2 separate regions of the Mus musculus genome follow, and region 1 is linked to region 2. A link is a contact called in ENCODE POLR2A ChIA-PET data. All regions are on one chromosome and are shown on one strand. Each heading gives the region's core, a stretch centred on a gene start or an enhancer-like site at or near the end of the contact. The rest is flanking DNA. Distances are from core to core; before and after follow the strand shown.

Region 1 (5,399 bases), core at 1,959-4,458, 120 kb after region 2:
TAGCCCTGACTACCCCAAGGCTTTTACTATTCCAAACTCCAGAGATTCACCTGCCTCTGATTTCTGGTACTGGGATTGAAGGTGTGTGCCAGTACCACACACCCAGACGATTTAACATTTTCTAATGAACAGGTTTTAAAAATTATTGTTAGCTGGGCAGTGGTGGTGCACGCCTTTAATCCCAGCACTTGGGAGGCAGAGGCAGGTGGATTTCTGAGTTCCAGGACAGCCAGGGCTACACAGAGAGACCCTGTCTCGAAAAACAAAAACAAAAAAAAAATGTTATGTGTAATTAAGAACAGAGAGTTAAAATCCAAATATTAAATTTCCATTAGTCATAATTTAAGAAGCGGAATAAAAAGGCTGGAAACATAGTTCAGTGCTTGCCTAGCACCCACAAAGTCTTAGGTCTAATCTCTAATAACACACACACACACACACAGAGCAAGCAAAACAAACACCACCCCACACAGAAATGAGGTATCACTGCTAAAGACCTCAAGAAAATGAAAGCACATTAATTGGGGAGGGGGGGCAGACCCAAAATTAATTTCTCTTCCAACTAATATCTAAAAGTACAGAAAAGGTAGTGTTGTTTCTGTCCTGGGGCTGGCATTCTTAGGAGACAAGACCCATAAACAACAAATAATGTCTCTATTGACAGAAGTGCCAGAAATCAAAGCCAATTATGCCTACTGGAATAGCTATAATAAAGATTCACAGGTGTAAAAGGTGGCATTGGTGTCATTAAAAGGTAAATTTATGAGAAAGAAGTGGCAGAGCTTGGTGATGTGGGCCTGTTAATCCTTGTTACCGAGGCTAAAGATGGAAAGTTGGAAGTTCAAGGACTGACTGGGCAACTTAAAAGGGACCTTCTCTCAAAACTAAAAAAGTCAAAAAAGGCCCAGGGAGCTGGGTGCAGTGGTGCACGCCTTTATCCCAGCAGAGAATGATTCTGTGAATCCAGACAGCTATGGCAACACAGTAAGTTCTATCAAATAAAGAAACAAAGGGGATAGATGCTGGAGACACAGACTCAGGGGCGGAATGCTTGTCTACCATGTGTAAGGCTCTGTCTGGGTTCCTTCCCTAACATTATTAAGAAAACAAGCAAGCAGCAAAAAATAGATAGCTGAGCCACCCGTGGTGACTCATGGAAAATGAAACTAACAGAAAATTTAGACATAGCTGGGTGGCGACAGTGCACACCTTTAGCCCCAGTGCTTGGGAGGCAGAGTTAAGCACATGTCTGAGTTGAAGGGGCTACACAAAGAAACCCTGTCTCAAAATAAAAACAAACAAAAAAGAAATATTTAGACTCTTCTGCAAGCAAAAGCAAAGCTGCTCTGTGAATGGAAGTTGATTATTTTAAAAACTAAGTCCTGTTTATGCTTAGCTCCAGCTCTTAGCTACCAAGAAAAGGCCCTTGGCATCTGGAAAATAGCAGGCCTGCTGGGATCACAGGCAAAGAAGTAGCTACTGCTTGTTGCCTGAATGGTCTAAAGTAGTGGTTCTCGACCTTAACGCTGAGACCCTTTAATACAGTTCCTCATGTGTGATGACCCCAACCATAAAACCATCTCATTGCTACTTCATAACTAATTTTGCTGTTATGGACCATACTGTGCATATGGATCTGGTATGTGCCCCAAGGGATCCTGATCTACATGTTGAGAACTGCTGGTTTACACAGACTTTAATCAAAAGGAGACTTGGGTTTTGAAGGACAAGCAGCTGTACCGACTGCCAAAAACATTACAAAGGTTGGAACATAGAATTTAAATTCCAGAGGGTTATTTTTGTTTGTTTTGTTTTTCAGCACCAGACTTTCTATGTAGCCCTGAGCTCTGTCCTGGAACTCACTTTGTAGACCAGGCTGGCCTTGAACTCATAGGATCCGTCTACCGCTGGCTTGTGCCCAACACTGGCCTGCTTACAGTTTTAAGTATAGCAGAACTTCAAAAGATAGCTGTAGAGCCAAAAGGACGACTAGATCAGCAATATGTGGTAACCAGTATACGCGTGCCATGTCATTTTATTCTGCCTTAAAAGGCAAACCCTTGATTACAATAAGCTGCATGTCTAGCAAAATTAGCCACACACACTTATCGGAGGCACCTATAGTGATCCAGTTCAATGTTAGAAGTGTGGCAGGTGTCAGGAGGCTAGGAGAGTTAGAGAGGCTCTAACTATTTAGTAGGTAGAGTTGGAAGAGTTTCAAACAGGGATCATTGTACAAGTTGAATGCACCTCAAGATGCTTGTTGTACACTCCCAAAAGGTCAAAACTCTTAAGTTTTTGTTATATACTGACATAATCTTTAAAAAGAAAAAGAAAAGAATTGTTTACTATTGGAGGCGGAAGAGTAAGGAGCACACTGGTATGTGGTTGCTGCTAGGTGCTAGAAGCGGAGGGAGGGATGGGAAGGAGGCAGCTAGATGTCTAGAACAATTCTTTCATTATATAGGGCAGAACTCATTTCACTGAACAGTCATCAAGCCATAGATTCCTGTTAGAACGAGCTGGCCCAGGTTTGCTTGCATTGCAAGCTCCTGGTTCTGGGCTGTGTGCCCAACCCTACTCAAGAGGTAACGCCCCCCCCCCCCCCCCCCACCTCCCAAAAAACCAAACTCTGGCCTCACTGGGTTGCGACGTGAGTCCTGCTGGGATTCATTCCCAGCATCGCCCCAACTAGTCATGGCGGTGCACATCTGTCATTCCAGCACAAGCTAAGCGGAGGCTGGAGGATTACAAGTTCAAAATCATCTTTGGCTACACAGCGAGTTCGAAACCCTGTTTTAGAAACGTAATGAAAAAGCAGCACAGTATGACACAAGGGAGCGCTGCGGTGAAGAAAGGAGTCGAGGAGGCTTCGGATTCCCGCCGGGCCGGGGCCCATCCCTTCCGGAGCACACATGGCCCCGGTCTCCGCCCGGCCCGCGAGCCCCCGGAGGCCACTCACTCTTCCAGGAAGTCTAGGAACAGCTTCTGGCATTTCTCGGCCACCTCGTCGCGCACCTCCGGGTGCTGGCTTCCGGCGCCGGGCTCCGCGGCCGCTGCGAGGTCCATGGCGGCGCCGAGAGTACGCGCTGCTGAGGGAAGACCACCGCGGAGGAGAGTCCGCAGCTGCAGATAGCCCGGCCGCAGGTTCCACGCGTAGCTCCTTCCGCGCTGCCACTTCGCGCGCGCCTCCGGCTAGCCCCGCCCTCTCACCTCAGCCAATAACAGGGTAGGAGCTGAGCTACTTCGCGCCAAACCCGTCCAATCAATGGCGGTTCCGTACAGAGCCCCGCCCACCGCACGCACTTTTCGCGCCAAAAGCATACGCCATGAAGCTTTTGCCCATGCGCAATGTAGTCGCACCCACCCTCTGGTTGTTTTGGCTTGAGGAGCTAACCCCTCCCTCTCTCCCTTTACCCCCAGAGTTTATGTATAGACTTTTTTGGGTTTTTTTGTTTTGTTTTTGGTCACTCAGGGTTAAACCTACTGTGAATTGTGCATCTGGAGGAAGTAAGGTATGAGCAAACCAAACTACAGGAGAGAGCCCCTTAAAAGTCAGGTGGAGGACAGGAGCAAAGGCTTAGAGAGTAACTCATTCCGCAGCGGACCCAAGCTTGTTTCTTAGCAGCTACATGAGACAGTCACCACCTTTAACTCCAGCTTAGCGACTTTGATACCCTCTTCTGACTTCTAAGAACACATGTGCATACACATACACTTAAAAAGACAGAGATAGATATATTCTGACAATCTGCATACCATTTGACTTTCTTTTCTTTTTTAAACTGAGAGGGTCTCACATAGCCCAGGCTGGCCTTGAATTCTGGGTTCACGTGGTGCTGGGACTGAACCTAAAGCCTTCTGAGTGTAGAACAAGGACTACCTTGCTAGTAAATGATCCACATTGCCAGTCCCTCCTCGACTTTGATAGCTTAGTGCTGATAACTTGTTTCACCACCAGCACTTTTATCCTGGGCTTCCAGGACACAGTAAACCTGGACCAGAATAAATAAGTCACTTTTTCGAGGCTTACTGGATGTTAAAAATTTAATGCCAGGCAGAGTATATAAAATTAATACTTTTATAATCTATTAGGAAATATACTATAGAGATCTGCAATTGAAGGTGTTGAAGACTTGAAGCCTCAAATCCCTCCCTCCTTTGCCAACTCCAAATGTAGCCTTCACTGAGTGAGAATCCTGGGGCTTTCTAGAGAAACAAAACTGATAAAGACACACACACAGGATTTACTAAGTTTAGCATACAGGCTGTTGTCTGGCTAGCTCAACAGTGGCTGTCTTCCAATAAAAACGCCAAGCAGATGGTGGTTCAGCCCACAAGGCTGGATGTCTTAGCAGGTTTTCATTAAATGTTGGGAGTCCTGAAGAAACAGGTTCTAATACATTAATTGCTGCCTCAGCAGCAGGATGATAGATGGACTTGCCAGTGAGAGTGAGGACAGGCAGGCAAACGCACAAAAGGCTTCCTTCTGTGTCATTTTAGGTATGCTGTCACCAGGTGTGGCCCAGATATTGGATGGGCCTTTTTATTTTTAGAGAGAGTATTTCTTTTCTTTTTCTTTTTTTCTTTTTTTTTTTGTTTTTTTGTTTTTTTCGAGACAGGGTTTCTCTGTGTAGCCCTGGCTGTCCTCGAACTCAGAAATCTGCCTGCCTCTGCCTCCCGAGTGCTGGGATTAAAGGCGTGCGCCAGTATTTCTATGTGTAGTAATCCTGGCTTCCTGGAACCTGATTTGTAGACCAGGCTGGCCTTGAAGTCAAGAGATCCAGCTGCCCTTGCCTTCCAAAAACCACTCCGGGGCTTTTAGGGTGTGGGTCTTCTGATTACAAAAGATGCAGATTTAAGGTAAATCTTCTCACGTCACAGAATCCAACCAAGAAAACCCTTCACAAGTGTGCCCAGATGCCCAGGTTTAGTTGATAGTGTGAGTGTGTGGTGTGTGTTTTGTTACATTTTTTTTCCTTAAAAGCTCCAGACCAGCTAGCTAGTGCTACAAAGTGAGACCCTGCCTTAAATAGATAAATAAATAAATAAATAAATAAATAAATAAATAAATAAATAAATGAAAACTGTTTTTCTGAGTCAGATAACCCAACTCCAGAGAGACTGGATGGTTTGTGGATACTAGTTCTGAATCCTTAGATGTGTGTATATTGTTAGAAATAACAGCAGAAATCAGCAAAGTTGTAGAACACGCTCTAGAAAGGAGAATAACAGATCACAAATGCTACGCAAGGGAAGACAACTGGAGACAGCCCCTGTGGTGTTGAGCTTTTACTCTGGGAGAGGGAAGGCAAGACAGAGAAAGCGGGAGAGAGGGAGGATTAGAGCATTAAGGGTGACTGAAAAGTTATAGCATATACACATATGAAGATACATTT
Region 2 (5,193 bases), core at 2,680-5,179:
CAATTTGGGTCTCTTAAGTTAGTACCATTCTGAACACATGATTTATGATGAAGCCTTGTGCTAGTCTCTGTCATTCCCACTAATTCTGTTGCAGAGTACCCACACCACTATACTACCCACCTATAAGTCACCTTGGAGCTGCTCTGCATTTTTTTTTAATTATTTACTTATTTTATGTGTGTGAGTACACTGTAGCTGTCCTCAGACACACCAAAAGAGGGCATCAGATCCCATTACAGATGGTTGTGAGCCATTATATGGTTGCTGGGAATTGAACTCAGGACCTCTAGAAGTCAATGCTCTTAACCACTGAGCCATCTCTCCAGCCCTGTATTGTTATTCTTTATTGCTCTGTATTGTTTCCTAGTTTTGACCTTACAGCTCAAGAGGAGTGATGCTGGGAGCTGCTAGAGATGTCATTCAGAATACATGTGATTGAAGAGAATTGAGTTGTCCTCTGGCCTGTTTGAGTTTACACCTACCTTAAATAATAAAAATTTTTAAAAAGTTCTGGGCTGGGGTCTATAGATGTATCAAAGGTAGAGCCCTCTAACCTCAAGTGTCTTAGTCAGGGTTTCTATTCCTGCACAAACATCATGACCAAGAAGCAAGTTGGGGAGGAAAGGGTTTATTTGGCTTACACTTCCATACTGCTGTTCATCACCAAAGGAAGTCAGGACTGGAACTCAAGCAGGTCAGGAAGCAAGAGCTGATGCAGAGGCCATGGAGGGATGTTCTTTACTGGCTTGCTTCACCTGTCTTGCTCAGCCTGCTCTCTTATAGAACCAAGACTACCAGCCCAGAGATGATCCCACCCACATGGGGCCTTTCCCCCTTGATCACTAATTGAGAAAATGCCTTACAGTTGGATCTCATGGAGGCATTTCCTCAACTGAAGCTCCTTTCTTTGTGATAACTCCAGCTGTGTCAAGTTGACACAAAACTAGCCAGTACACTCAGTTTACACACTTCACTTGAACCTCAAAATAATTCACACCAGGCATGGTGGCTCAAGCCTATAATAGTTCTCAGAAGATAGGCATAATGGTAGAGCAAAAGTTCTACATCAGCCTGGTCTACATAGAAAGTGTCTTTTCTCCAATAACTATAATAAAACGATAGTCCTGGACCAGGAAGATGGCTCATCAGTTAAAGGCACCTGCCACCATGCAGTTGAAGATGAAGTTCCCAGCACCCACACCAGACAGCTCTGAAATACCTATAACTCTAGCTCCAGGGATTGTGTTTGGATATGCTTGTATTTTAAGATTAGTTTTATTTTCATGTGCCTGTGTTTATGAGTACCCACAGAGGTCAGAAGGTACTGGACTCCCTAGCTGGAGCTGGAGATAGCAGGAGGCTATGAACTGCCTGAGATAGGTATTGGAAACTAAACTCTTCCCAGAACATTTATTCTTTTCTACTGGCATTTTCCAGTTAATTTAACTCAAAAAAATGATTGTTGTTAATAGTGTGTGTGTAGTAGGTGCACATGCATGCAGGTGTCCACAGAGGCCAGAGGAGCTTGTGAAATTATAGACTGTTGTGAGCCACCTAATGTAGGTACTCACAATTGAACTCAAGTCCTCTGCAAGAGCCATATGTGTGTTTGAACATGGAGCCTATCTCTACCAAGCCCCTCTGTTCATACTTAAATATGACCTTCAAGAAGCCAACTTCTCTTTATATGCCCCAGTACAGGGGAACGCCAGGGCCAAAAAGGGGGAGTGGGTGGGTAGGGGATTGGGGGGGTGGGTATGGGGGACCTTTGGGATAGCATTGAAAATGTAAACGAGGAAAATACCTAATAAAAAAAATTAAAAAAAAAAAAAGCCAACTTCTAGGCCAGGCAGTGGTGGTGTATGCCTTTAATCCCAGCACTTGGGAGGCTGAGGCAGACCGATTTCTGAGTTCGAGGCCAGCCTGGTCTACAAAGTTGAGTTCCAGGACAGCCAGGGCTATACAGAGAATCCCTATTTCGAAAAACTAAAAAAAAAAAGGAAGAAGCCAACTTTTTCAGCCCTTCATGAGGCATTCCTGGTGAACTATAATTAATGACTTGGTGTAAGTTAAAACATTCTGTAGTTCCTCTTCTCTGCCATTTATTACAGTGGCAATTACAGGAGTAATTGCCCTATTTATTGCTTAATGTTTTACTGCTGGCCAGAGGAATGTAATCCTTGAGGTGGTTCTTTTGTTTACTAAGACCTCAACAAATGTTTGTTCAGTGGTTAAGTTTAGAAATGATCCAGCAAAACTTTGAATTCTGAAAAGTACATGCATAATTTCCTTAAACAGGATTTGGGGCAGGCATTCAGAAACAATAGCTAACATCTGTAAAGCACTTAATTGCTACATAAGTAACAAGTACTTGCTAAACACAAGGGTCTCTGTGTGGTCACATAGCCTAAAGGGTAGGTTCCCTCCAAGGCTCCAATTGACTAGTGAGACAACTGAACTGTCAGAGAGGGAGTTGTGCTAGTAATAAATGGAGGTGCTCACGAACTGGGGTAGCTGTTTCCACGTCCTGCCACTAATGCTGCTTTGTATTAGTCACTTGTATCTGCCTTCGAAGCAGAAAAGGGATATCAAAGTAGTTAAATATATATATATATTTGAAGGAAGATAGGAGAAATTGGCCAATTTAAGCCAGATTAGATTATATTAAAGGCAGGTTTTTGGGAAACCGCTCTCGGTCGGCGAGTTCACTGGCCCCAAGGATCAAGGCCAAGGAAGTTGCCACCAGGGAGAGGGGAGCAGCTAGTGGAGGAAGATATATAGTAAGAGAGAAGGGGGGGGAGTGGGAATGGGCAAGGAGAGAGAGAGAGAGAGAGAGAGAGAGAGAGAGAGAGAGATCTGGACTGGGAAGTTCAAAGTTGGAGGCAGGGTATGGACTGAGGGATGCTGGGAGAACCTGGAGGCCAGGTCTGCTTTGGTGTGGAAAATATGCACCTCAGTCCCTTGTCCCCAAGTCCGAAACCAAACACTAGAAACTTGTGCAAATGTTTTTTCTTCCATTTTGATTTCGTATGCATCCATAAACCTTACATAGTTATTAATTTATTTTCTTACTGGCCTATACACAAGTTGATTCTACTCCATTTAGACTTTCTTTACTCTATCACTCAAGGAAACAACAGAAATATTTTCTTTACATGATATTCATACAAGTTAAGTACAGCCAGCCAAGATGGTACACGCTGGATGGTACAGGTAGGAGGATTGTCTTCACAGAATTAAAAATAAATAAGTTTTTTCAATAGCATAGCATAGTGGCTGAAGGTTTTACAATGTGATCCAGTTAGTAAATGCACATTATAGCCAAAAGCCAGCATTCTGCCACTTCGCTTACCCTTCAGATAAGGGGCCTATGTGGTACTGCGGGGTGGGAGGCGGGCGAGGAGGAACACTGTTGTACCTCTAGCCGGTCTTTTTCTTTTGTTTGTTTGGGGTTTTTGGTAAGTTGGTTGGTTGGTTTTTGTTTGTTTGTTTGTTTGTTTGTTATTCAGGGTCTCTGTACAAATCCTGACAGTCCGCGGAACTCACCTTGTAGACTAAGCTGTCCATCTCATACAGGCAGGCAGGCCTCTGCTTTCGGATTGCTGGGATTAAATGCGTGGTTTGCCACGCCCCTCTGAATCCCATCTTTTTCACAGGGTCAAATTAAATAAAAACCAAAGGCTTCGGGTCAAGCCCCGTAAAGCTTGTTTATTTGTGGAGCAGATTGCTTGCAGAAGTCAGAGGGTGACAGCAACTCGATACCTAGCATTTACTCTTACAGCGTTGATGTGCTCACTATGCTCACTCTCGCCATGCTTTGAGCCCACAGTTTACCTTTCCGCAAATTAACAAGCCTCGGAAGACTACAATTCCCAGGAAGCCTCACTGCAGGCGACGTCAACGTGCCGTAGCGGTTAGTCATCCTTCCTGATACTTCCTTCCACTTCCTGGAGTCGGAACCCGAGGCTTCGCGGGGGCGCGCACTTACGGACTTACCTAGCCGACCAGGCACCGGGGCGCGCGACCCCTGACGAGGAGTGTCGTCGTCACGTGACACAGGGGCGTACTTTTCTTGCCAAGCGCGCTCCGGTGCGCGTCCCCAGGGGGTGGCTGTCGGGCGTACGGGCTGGCTGGGTCCTCAGACCGGGGCCCGGATTAGCCGGTGGTTGCCGGGGCCACGAGGCCAAAGAACCAGGAGGGCGGGGTCGGCTGTGGCACCGCGGCGACGACACACCGAGCGAGCGCCTGGGCCTGAAGGGGACGATGCTGTGGTTCCAGGGCGCCATCCCGGCGGCCATCGCGTCTGCTAAGAGGAGCGGCGCGGTCTTCGTGGTGTTCGTGGCAGGTGACTGGGGAGAGGGCCCGAGAACGGTGGCGCTTTGATCTTGTTCTGGATTCTCGTTAGCGTCGAGTGAGCTAGGCAGGAGGAGCTAAGGTGGGCCGGGCTCAGACAGCCTAAGACCCTGTCGCCCAGTCCACTCGGTCTCTTCGGGGCCGCTCGTCTCCTGTCCGGGCCAGTACAGCTTTTTTTTTTTTTTTTTTTTTTTTTTATAAGGCTCCAGGCTTGCTCCGCTGCGGGGCCGACCCAGACGCCAAGCCTCTCCAGGCCGCGGGCGGGCCCAGTGCCACTTGGTGCTTCTGGGGTCTGTTGGGGACTCCGGCGTGACCTGTCTGCATCTGTGTGGGAAGCGCGTCCAGGCCCTGTCCCCAATCACTGAACCCTGCGAGGAGTCGCGCCCTGCAGGCCTTGGCAATCGGGTTGTCGCAGGCAGACCCCCCCCCCCAAGACCCCCAGCCCTGGTGTTCCCCTTCTTGGTCCTCTGGGATCTCCTCTTCTGGCAGCTTGGACCTTTTAATTCTTGGTGTGCGGGTGTGGTTGGGACAGGCCACTAGGCAGACAACTGGGTCTAGAAAGTTGTGAGCTGTCAAGAAAGCTGTGTCATCGGTAAGCCACAAAGAAACCACCTGATGTCTTAGAATGTTCCCGAAACATAAACTTGAGCTCACAGATGGTACTCTTTTATCATAGTACTCAGAGGGAACTGAGGTGCAATAATTACTTTATTACAAGTTGACCTTTTTTTTTTTTAACTTTTAACATAGTTTTTAAAGTACATACTCAGTCCTGATTCTTCCTCTCTTCTAACCTAAAATGTAGTTTTCCAGACATGTGCCAACTCATTTACCCCATAT

The links. ChIA-PET counts read pairs that join two places held with the same protein, here RNA polymerase II (POLR2A).
Region 1: POLR2A ChIA-PET joins it to region 2 with 18 read pairs in embryonic stem cell. The contact joins the promoter of Mcm6 here to the promoter of Ubxn4 in region 2. POLR2A ChIA-PET finds 5 or more read pairs at or near these places in 3 of 5 experiments (Patski and embryonic stem cell).

What each region holds. Positions count from the first base shown.
Region 1 is chr1:128,356,497-128,361,895 of GRCm38, forward strand. Mcm6 (minichromosome maintenance complex component 6) reads right to left here and starts at 3,209. Exons shown (of 17, transcript NM_008567.2): 1 at 2,963-3,209. The coding sequence starts at 3,069.
Region 2 is chr1:128,240,208-128,245,400 of GRCm38, forward strand. It overlaps Ubxn4 (UBX domain protein 4), which reads left to right and starts at 3,930. Exons shown (of 13, transcript NM_026390.3): 1 at 3,930-4,345. The coding sequence starts at 4,264. It overlaps Gm41949 (a long non-coding RNA gene), which reads left to right and starts at 4,352. Exons shown (of 2, transcript XR_878509.3): 1 at 4,352-4,435; 2 at 4,556-5,193.